Regions from separate parts of the Homo sapiens genome. Here region 2 is linked to region 1. Evidence: chromatin contacts called from ENCODE Hi-C or POLR2A ChIA-PET data. All regions are on one chromosome and are shown on one strand. Each heading gives the region's core, a stretch centred on a gene start or an enhancer-like site at or near the end of the contact. The rest is flanking DNA. Distances are from core to core; before and after follow the strand shown. Region 1 overlaps PXDC1 (PX domain containing 1). Region 2 overlaps PRP4K (pre-mRNA processing factor kinase PRP4K).

Region 1 (5,406 bases), core at 660-3,159:
TCCTCAAGCCTCGGGTGCACTGTTGATGCTATAGCAGTAATAATATCCGCACGCAGGGCCGTTGTGAGTACCGAAAGCAGTGGTATCCGTAGAGTGCCCAGCACCAAGCTGGGCATATACGGGCTGCTGGCTTTGGGACCATTTGCTCTTTGCCCTGGCACTTGCCACGTGCCCTTGATGACAGTGGTCTGCGGGAGAGTGCTGGAGGCTGGCTCCTGAGAGCAGCGAGCCGCTTGGCAGGACTGGCCCACTCATGTGCCCGCCCTCTTCTGGGTGTGGCCCCCCCATATACCCTGGGAGAATACCCCTGCCCTGGCTAAAGAGGGAGCCCACAAAGAGGGAGGTCACCACCGAACTTCAGTGGGATCCCTACGGACTAGGCCTGTGGCCTTGCTCGTCCAGAAACTAGAATTGGTGCTGGGTGTGGGCCAGGTTTGGGTTACCTAAGAAAGATCCTAAGATCTAGGCCTGATCCTAAGAAAGAATGGCTGCCGCGGTGGCTCACGCCTGTAAGCCCAGCACTTTGGGAGGCCGAGGCAGGTGGATCCCTTGAGGTCAGGAATTTGAGACCAGCCTGGCCGACGTGGTGAAACCCCGTCTCTACTAAAGATAGAAAAATTAGCCGAGCCTGGTAGCGCGCATGCCTGTAGTCCCAGCTGCTCGGGAGGCTAAGGCAGGAGAATCACTTGAACCCTGGAAGCGGAGCTTGCAGTGAGCTGAGATTGCACCACTGCCCTCCAGCCTGGGTGACAAGAGCGAGACTTCGTCTCAAATAAATAAATAAATAAAAACAAGAATTGCCAAGTGCACAGAGTTCTTGTAGCCAGAACCTCCGTGGGAAGCCGTTGCCTCCTTGTCCCTCATGGGCAAGGCCCTTTCCCGGGATTTGTGAGACCACGCTTGTCCTTTTCTGGTCTCAGCTCTCCCCACCCCTGCCCTCCACCTTCCCCATCTCACTCCCTCTTTCCCCAACCCCTTTCACCCTTATATCCGCTCACCCTTCAGGCCGCCTCCTGCCCGGGAGTGTGGGGGGGATCCCCTGCTGTGCATCCTCCTGGCACCTGGATTTGCCAGGCAGGGGACAGTCTGTGGTCTGTGTTTGCCTCCTGTTGGCCCTCCTGGCTAGCATGACGTGCCAGGAGGCCGGGATCCCATCTTGTTGGCCGTGGTATCCCCAGCCTGGTGGAGGAGGAGCCATGGGTGCTTTGGGAAGAGCGACTGAAGTGCTTCCTTCCTGCCTGAGTGGGCTGCTCCCCCTGGGAACCTGTGATGCTGCAGGACGGACTGGCTAAGTGGATGGCTGTTGGAGAATGTTGAGTCTAAAATTTAGGAAGAGGATTTGGCTTTTAGTGGGGAAAATAATGAAAAAGCCTAGAGAAGGCAGGATTACGGGAAGAGCAGAGCAGAGCTCAGTAAGTTTAAGTCAAACATTTCTTTCCCAGTCGCTCTAGGAGCCACCTCCCAGGTACAGAAGGCAGCCACTGCTGCAGAGGGAGGAAGAGAGACTTCCCTCAGCCCCCAGCTTGGGTCCTCCGGGTGTTCTGTTTTTCCTCAGCCACTTCCATCTCTTCCTCTTGCATTCTCAGCTCAGCTTTTCACTCCTGAAAAGATGTAGAGGAGAGGTGGCTGTGGACCAGCCGCTGGGCGCCCCTGATGCATTGCAGCGTGGAGGTGTGGGGGAGGCCTTCTGTCCTGGTGTCCACACAGCCGCAATCTCGCTCTCCTTGTACAGTTATACTGCGTGACACTCCACAGGTGGAAACGTGTCAGTCTCGGATAGCGAAGAGCAGCCTCAGGTTCCCAGGGAGTTAGAACTTCCCTGGGTTGCTTAGTTATGCATTGAATAACCAGCTAGTCAGTTCTTAACTCGCTGCTGCTTCAGCATTGACTGCCTATTTAGAAAACAGGTACTTAGGAAGTTTTAAAGGCTTTCCTAAAACATTTTAGATATTTAGTTTCCAAGATGTGTATTATAGTCAACCTTTAAAGAATGTGTGTCTCCCGTGCAGCATACAAGATGAGGCTGCGTTCCCCCCTTCACCTCTGCATCTGTGTAGTGTGCTGATGGGCACATTTGTTAAATGGAAAGGAAACAATATAAATGTAATTTATGGTTTGACTCAGTTTGTTAAAGCTCACTTTGCAGAGCATTTCCCCGGGGCCGACTGTTGTGTGCGTGTGGGAACCGCGTCCTCTGAGTGCTCAGAGAGGCCTGTTCTTTGGGTAGTGGACGCTCTTTAACGTGTGACCTCCCAGCGCACCCGAGCCAGCATCCTGCCTTTAGTTTCAGAATTGCAGCAGCAGGAAGCCCTCCCGCTAGAGTCAGATGGCCAAGGTCCTCCCTGGAGGAAGCTGGGCCAGTTACCGCAAGTGTTGAGCCCAAAGCCTCCAATTCCCAAAAAAGTGGGACTCTGGACCCAGGTTTCTGAGATCCGGAAGCGGTGTTTGTTAACGTTGGCTCTCACTGTCAGATTTTTGTACTGCCTCCAGCGCGTTCAGTTCTGATTCCAAGAACAAATCAGGTGTTTGTGTTTGCAGAAAGCAGCTAATCCCCAAATTGACAGATACAACGCTGTGTTTTCAGCTTTCGAGACCTAACTCCTTTAGGAAGAAAAGTGACGCTGGCAGCCCCCTGTTGATACTCAGTCCCCAAATGTGTGTCCAGTTGGCCCACCGGAATTTATGTACAATTGTGTTACCAATTTTTTGGTTTCAAATTCTTAATTGTTTGGCTACATCTGGATGAAATTCTCATGTCACAAATTGTGTAGGATGAAATTTTTAAAGTTGAGGTTGTATTAGTGATTATTTATCAGAAATTAGAACAGTTTCCGGGGCTGTGAACTCTGAGGCTAACTTCCTTAAGCGTGCGTTGCAGTGAACGCCATCCTGCTTTTTCCGCAGAGTGCGCGCGCCCCCTGCTGGTCAGTCCTGAAAGACCCGAGCGAAGCGGCTCTGCTTCCGTTTTCAGGTTCGCTTGGCAGAATAGGCAACCCTCTTCACCTGCCTGCGGTATTCATCCGTGCGATCTCAGGCAGTGAAACCAAGTCGGACAGGAACCCCCAGAATTGTCATGCCATCAACAATATTTGGAATATAAAAACCAAAAGTTTTAGATGATCTAAAATTACTGTATTTAAGTGCAGTTTTGAAAACAAGTTTTCAAATCGTTGCTTATGGTAAACAGGTGACAACATTTGGAAAGAATCCACTAGCCATTTGGAAGCCAAAGCACTTGAGTCACAAAGGAGGAGTACAACAGGTAGGATAGAAAGAAACGCAGATGCACTCAATAGTTTGCTTTGGGGGAAGCAGTATTTCTTAAACTCATAGTTCTTGTCTGTTCCTGGAAAATAAAGCAGTGTCTTCAGCGTGGATTCTGCTCAGAACTTTTTCTTTATAAATTTGAGTATTTGTAATTTGGCATGCTGGCAGCAGGAGCTTGAGGTTTCCAGCTGTGAAACTGAGAAACCTTAGTGAATATAAAACAATCAGAAATTGCAAGATGAAGATTTCTTTTATTTCTGCACTGTGGTCCCAGTGGACAGTTGTACAGTTTTTTTTTAAAAAGTGTTTTCCTTCCACATTAAATACACCCATCCGTTTGGTGTATTTGAAACATTTTAAAAACAATTGAAGGGGAGTAGGGAAATGGGAGCGTTGGCATTTTAGGAAGGCCAGGCTGTCTGTAGTCTCTTGCCAGTGTCACTTCTTGAGTGGGGGCGGGGAGGCGTTTGCTGCTCAAGGCAGCCCCGCGCTGCGTTCTTGTCGCCGTGCTCTGGAGCTCTGGTGGTAGCAGCTGGAGCAACAGCAGCCCAGTTGTGCTGCTGTCAGTCAGGTGGGTTTCAGTAAGTTCAGCAGAATTCATCACTTCATGAATCAGCTGCGGCCCCTCCTGGGGAAGGGATCAGCGCTCGTTGTCATTCAGGTGAACTGTCTCCGTGGAGAAAGGACCACAGTGTCCTGAGAAAGCTGATCCAGATTGCCAGCTTGGTTGCCACCGGGAGCCGGAATGGGGAATTCAATAATGGACGTGCCCTTAACTAAAATCCTAGAGCTTAAAAAATAAGCACCGTCATTTCTGTGCTTCCAGGCAGGGATTCCAGCTCTTCACTTTCCCCATCTAAATTTTCTCAGGCTCCTTTTGTTTGGTTGTTAAGGATGTTTACACACCCAAGGAACACAGTTTGGCTTCCATTCAGAAACATAAAAGCAGGTGAAAGGAAGCAATGTGGTTCTGCACATTTCCACAAATAAAATCAAACCAGTGTGGCTCAGCAGTTTTAGTGCCACTTGGCCCTCGAGACTCTCCTTCGAGGCTGGTGACCGAAGAGCCTGCTGCTGGTCGGTTGTGTCTGGGGTCAGGCTGAGGTGATGACGAGAAGACCGAGACTGGGGTGCTGCCCAAGGGCAGCTGGTGCACACACAGGAGAGTGACTAACACCTGTCCACTTCTGTCTCATCTGATGCAAGTGTATTCTGCCAGCACAGCCAGCGAACATCGCATCCCTGGCATGGGCCAGGCACTGTGCTGGTTGCTGGTCACAGGGAGATGAGCCTAAGGTGCCTCCTGCCCTATGACTCTCACTAGTCTCTGGGGAGACCCCCAGGTGAAGGCACAGTCATTGCAGAGGAGCAAGAGGCTGTAGAGGGTGGGATGGGCTTTCCGAACCCACAGGCAGGAGCCAGTCCCATCATCACAGAGCAGGTGGCTTTTGCCTAAGTGGGCTTTGCCCCATCATGAGCCTGGAGGTGGAGGAGGCTGGAGGACAGCTCACCTGGAGGCTGTTGGGAAGCGAGGGCCTGTTTCTCGGGGTTGGCTTGAGGGTGTGTTTCACAGGGCACAGAGCTGGTGAGGTAGGTGGGCTAGGAGCAGGTCATGAAGAGTCTGCACGCCCAACTAAAATCCTAACACGGTTTCCAGAGGCCTGACCAGGTACACTTGCCTTTCTGTAGTTCAGTCTGGAAGATGGGTCACAAAGAAGATAGCGTAGGCAGATAAAATACCGGACCCAAAGTTAAGTTTGAATGTCAAACAGCAAATATGTTTTTAGTGTAAGTCTGTCCCTGCTATTGCATTATCCATTGTTTATCTGAAATTCGTATTTAATTAGGCATCACGTGTCTTATTTGCCAAGTTTGGCCATACTAAAAGGAGATCAGTGTACCGCAGAATATATTTATCTCCCTAATGTGACCCTTGGAGGTTATCAACCCAACCAAGAGCTGCACATTAATTAAATCAAAGATGTAGCCAAAGATATGTCAGCAAAGCAAAGATAAAAGCATTATAAACCTCTATAATACCTGTAAATTGTTAGGTCACGCTTTCTGTCCTATGAAATGGGTATACATGTGCTGGATACATTGACTTTGCAAGAAGCCGATCTTGTAAACTGAGTACAA
Region 2 (4,319 bases), core at 64-2,563, 310 kb before region 1:
TGACAATTAGTTTTGTGTTCTTTCCCACTAATTCTTAATAGAGACTCAAACTTAAAAACCTTAAAAAATGGAGGTGTAGGGGAGGAACTTAAAGGGCAAAAGAAAATATGTATTTCTTCTCTTTTCTCATTTCGCCTTTGGTGGAGGTGCTAATCAGCCTCAACCAAGGCAACAGGAAAAAACAAAGGTCCCATACAATCCATAAATGTGATAATCAGACCTTGAATAATCAAGAGCAGTCTTCTAAAGTCGAGGATTTTCCACAACTGTTTTGCTACTCTTGCCCGACATGATCAAGACTCCTGTCACAACTACCTTCATTCCACCTGAGGAGGATGAACTTGCTATGGTTCCCTTCCTCATGAATGAACTCGTGCAGCTGCTGAAGTGTGATGGAAAACAGTGCTTAGACATTAAGTATGCGGTTTCCACCACATATGATGGCCCAGGTCAAAGAACATTAAGAAACTTACTGATTTCAGGAGCACGATAAAATCTACTGACAAGATAAGGTGTTATGTCATTATCCGCAACATGTGAAGCCGACCCAAAATCGCAAAGCTTTAAAATAGTTTTGGATTCATTAACCTGCAAAACATTTTTTCAAGGGAATTTAATTCAAGCCAGGAATAATTAATACAAATAAATAAAAATTATTGGCTTTGAAAAGTTTTATTAATTCCAATACTGAGAACAAAGACATTCATTTAAAAATTCCTTTTCTATTTATTTTTAATTCAATTTCCTAACTATGAAAAGTTAATATGTATCAAATATTCATTACAATGAGTAAAAACTGTTTTCAGTGAGGAAATGGATATCACAAAGTACATTTAATTTTAACAACTGCATTTTTAAAAGGGTGGGGTACTGAGAGAAAAATCTAATTTCATGAAGCAAAGCATCTTCTAAAAAGACCCTGAATACCTGAATAAAGTCAAGTTTTATAACTAAGGAATCAGACTTAACTTTCAGTTGCCAGAGAATTACAATGGCAATGAAAGCAGAAGGGTGATTCAGAATAAACTTGGACAAAAACAAAATATTCTTCATCCGAAGCTGCTATATGATCCCAAATTTAGCAATCACTTCAAGTCTAAAAAATATTAAATCCCTCAAATATAAAGAAGGTATTAGTCAAGAAAATGTTAAATATATCTGGCAAAACTGATAAACATGAACTCTATATTAGTCATTTGTTTCTTTTTTCCTTTGTAAATACTTCAACATACACAGTAATAGTGACATCTGCTGAGAAAGGCTGGAGTTGCTCCCATGACTGCTGCCACTCATGAGTCAGAGGCATGTTCAGGATTAACAAGTGAAGATAATTCATATTCCAGAGTCCCTTCCCCCCTTCAAAAGAGACACACACAAATTCCGAGTTGGGACTTGAACTTGGCCTACTGCTCCCACCCCAAAGCAGCATAACACTATAGCCTTAGGCAGTCTCTATGGGGAGACTGGACTATTATAAATGATATCCAGAGTTAAGCTATTAATAGGAACAGAAATGATTATTTTTAACTCCCACATTGATTACTATTCTTTTCATCTTGGGAATCAGAAAAGCATCTTAAAATAGAAAAGTTATTTTAAAACTTTTTAAAGTGTAAGCTGAATTCAGCTACTTAAGCAGTTTCAATACCCACAGAAAACTTAAGAACCATTTTAAAATTAGAATCCATCAGTGGAACTCTTGGGCTGGCTAAAATGCCTTAAAGAATAGCAGGGTATCCATACTCATATGCACTTCAGTTTGCTACACAACTTCTGCTCCTGTCATGAGGAATGTGGTACTTAAACCACACTGATACCTGAAATTACGAGCTAAAGGCTTTGGATTTTCATTAACAAAAATCAGCTCCGTCATTAAGGTCTATTTTTTCCTTCCCCAGGAAGACGGGAAAACATTTCTTAAATGTATGTGAAAACCTATACTAGTTTAGCATTAGGTTTTAAAAACAAGAGTTTCTTCTGTGACACTGGCAAATGTGTTATTCTTTAACCTCCACAATGGTCACAAAGACGCTCACTGTAAATGACCTTTTAAATTGTACATGTTTTGCATATTCTTTGACATGAACCATGTATTTCACAATTAAAAAACAAAAAATTGGCTCACGCTTATAATCCCAGCACTTTGGGAGGACGAGGCGGGCAGATCACGAGGTTAGGAGATTAAGACCATCCTGGCCAACATGGTGAAACCCCGTCTCTACTAAAATACAAAAATTAGCTGGGCGTGGTGGCCCCTGCCTGTAATCCCAGTTACTCGGGAGGCTGAGGCAGGAGAAATGCTTGAACCAGGGAGTTGGAGGTTGCAGTGAGCCGAGATCACGCCATTGCACTCCAGCCTGGTAACAGGGCAAGGCTGTGTCTCATAAAAAAAACTGAGGTAAAAATCAACTATGAAATTGGCCACACAAATTTATACTTCATTTTTAATGTACCTACCATTTCAATGAAATTACTCAGCTCCCCTAACTCCAAGTTACATTAGATATACAATACAATAATAATTCAGACCAAACATAAAAATGGAATACACCTCATTACTAATGTGGTTGTCTGGAAGGAAATAAAGGAAATATTTTAAGATATTAACAAAAAAGAAAAAGAAATATGAATTAAATAGCTTAGTTATTGATTAAAAAAAAACTCCTTAAACTTTAATGAGATCACCATTTTTTAAAGAATTTATCTTGGCCAAGCATGGTAGCTCACACCTATAATCCCAGCACTTTGGGAGGCTGCAGCAGGAGGATTGCTTGAGCCCAGGAGTTTGAGACCAGCCAAACCTCATCTCTAAAAAAAATTTTTTTTAATTAGGCAGTCACAGTGGCATGTGCCTGTGGGTAGTCCCAGCTACTGGGGAGGCGGAGGCAGGAGAACTGCTTGGGCTTAGGAGTTGGAGGTTACAGTGAGCCATTATGGCACCACTGCACTCTAGCCTGGGTGACAGAACAAGACCTTACCTCAAAACAAAACAAAACAAAACAAAAAAAACAAAAGAAAAAATCAAAAGTATTTATTTTGTTATAGCTCCAAGAGTTCCCAATAAAGAACACCTTACACGCTTAGCTTTTAGTCTTCAGGATCTCTCCTAGGCATCAACTGTAGGAGAACTGATAAAGAGAACCCATTTTAAAAAAATGAAATGCAGAATGTTACCAGCATATAAGCTGGAATTCTCCAAGTTGCGAACACGACCCAAACTGAAGGCCACAAAACAGGGTAAAGTAATGGGGCCAGGGAGGGGAGGAGTGTGTGTGTGCATTAATCACATCACTATGATAATATGTATGTATTTCAAAATTTTAAAAACATATACATTGTGAAATCTGCTGTTACCACCAGAAGTCACTAGTCGAAGAGAATTAAGGTTTCAAAAGGTGAGAACACATGGACACACAGGGGAACAATACACACTGGGGTCCGTCAGAGGCTGGAGGGTGAGAGATGGGAGAGGATCAGGAAAAGTGGGTACAAACCCTCCATGACACAAGTTTACCTATGTAACAAGCCTGCACATGTACCCCTGAACTTGAAAGTTTAAAAATAAAATAAAATAAACTTCAAAAGCGATGCCTTTAAATATAATACCTAACCACAACTGAGCTTTATTGTGTTTGAGCCCCCAGGAGCCACAGCTTAGGGAGCTATAAAATTAGCAAACAGAAGAGTACGGACACTCCTTATTTCAAAACAGCAACATGTGCAGCATTTTTCTAAAGATAACAGAAGAAACTCATTACTACAGTAAAGCATTCCAGGATTGGTGCACACTTTAAATCTATCAGTCAAAAGAGAAAAAAAGGGACAATTGTACATTTCCTTTTTCTTCATACTTGTCAATAAAATTTCACTGTCCGATTTCCAAGAAAGATAAAAAAGTATTAGTCATTTGAAATAGGTTATTAATATACTGAACTATGCTTCTAAGATGTCGTTTCTCATAGTAATAATATTACTGCTAGTAAGAAGTGAAATGTATGTTCAAGATGTACAGCGCAGCTTGGCTGTTTGACTTACCAGGATATTGTCTGGCTTGATATCTGCATGTAGGATATTGCATCTTTTAAGGAGTTTCAATGCCAGGAACAACTGCTGACTATAGGATCTTACAGCTTTAATATGAAGACCAACATCTTTACCATATTTTTTTAACACCTCTCGTAAGTTCATGCTTTTAGGAGAAAATTAAAAAAAGAAAACAAAATAGGAGTTAAAATGCAAAATGGAAATATAAAAAGGCAAAAACATTTGCAAGCATAAAGTAAAATCAAGCGCAAAATAAAAATATGTAAGAACCACCC

The links. Hi-C counts contacts between places; a loop is a spot of excess contacts on that map. ChIA-PET counts read pairs that join two places held with the same protein, here RNA polymerase II (POLR2A). Pooled maps may share reads with other maps.
Region 2: a pooled map shows a loop between it and region 1 (4-fold over the local background). The contact joins two enhancer-like sites. A Hi-C loop is called at or near these places in 7 of 50 pooled maps. POLR2A ChIA-PET finds 5 or more read pairs at or near these places in 2 of 52 experiments (B cell and BJ).

Annotation. Positions count from the first base shown.
Region 1 is chr6:3,740,079-3,745,484 of GRCh38, reverse strand. All of the region lies in intron 1 of PXDC1 (PX domain containing 1), which reads left to right. Among named protein-coding and RNA genes, the nearest start is that of PXDC1, 8.9 kb to the left of the region's middle. Within about 2 kb of position 1,909, at least 26 of the 41 ENCODE cell types and tissues checked have a DNase peak (open chromatin) inside an H3K27ac peak, as active enhancers do.
Region 2 is chr6:4,052,590-4,056,908 of GRCh38, reverse strand. It overlaps PRP4K (pre-mRNA processing factor kinase PRP4K), which reads right to left. Exons shown (of 15, transcript NM_003913.5): 11 at 4,036-4,189; 12 at 474-588. Among named protein-coding and RNA genes, the nearest start is that of FAM217A, 24 kb to the left of the region's middle. Within about 2 kb of position 1,313, at least 4 of the 41 ENCODE cell types and tissues checked have a DNase peak (open chromatin) inside an H3K27ac peak, as active enhancers do.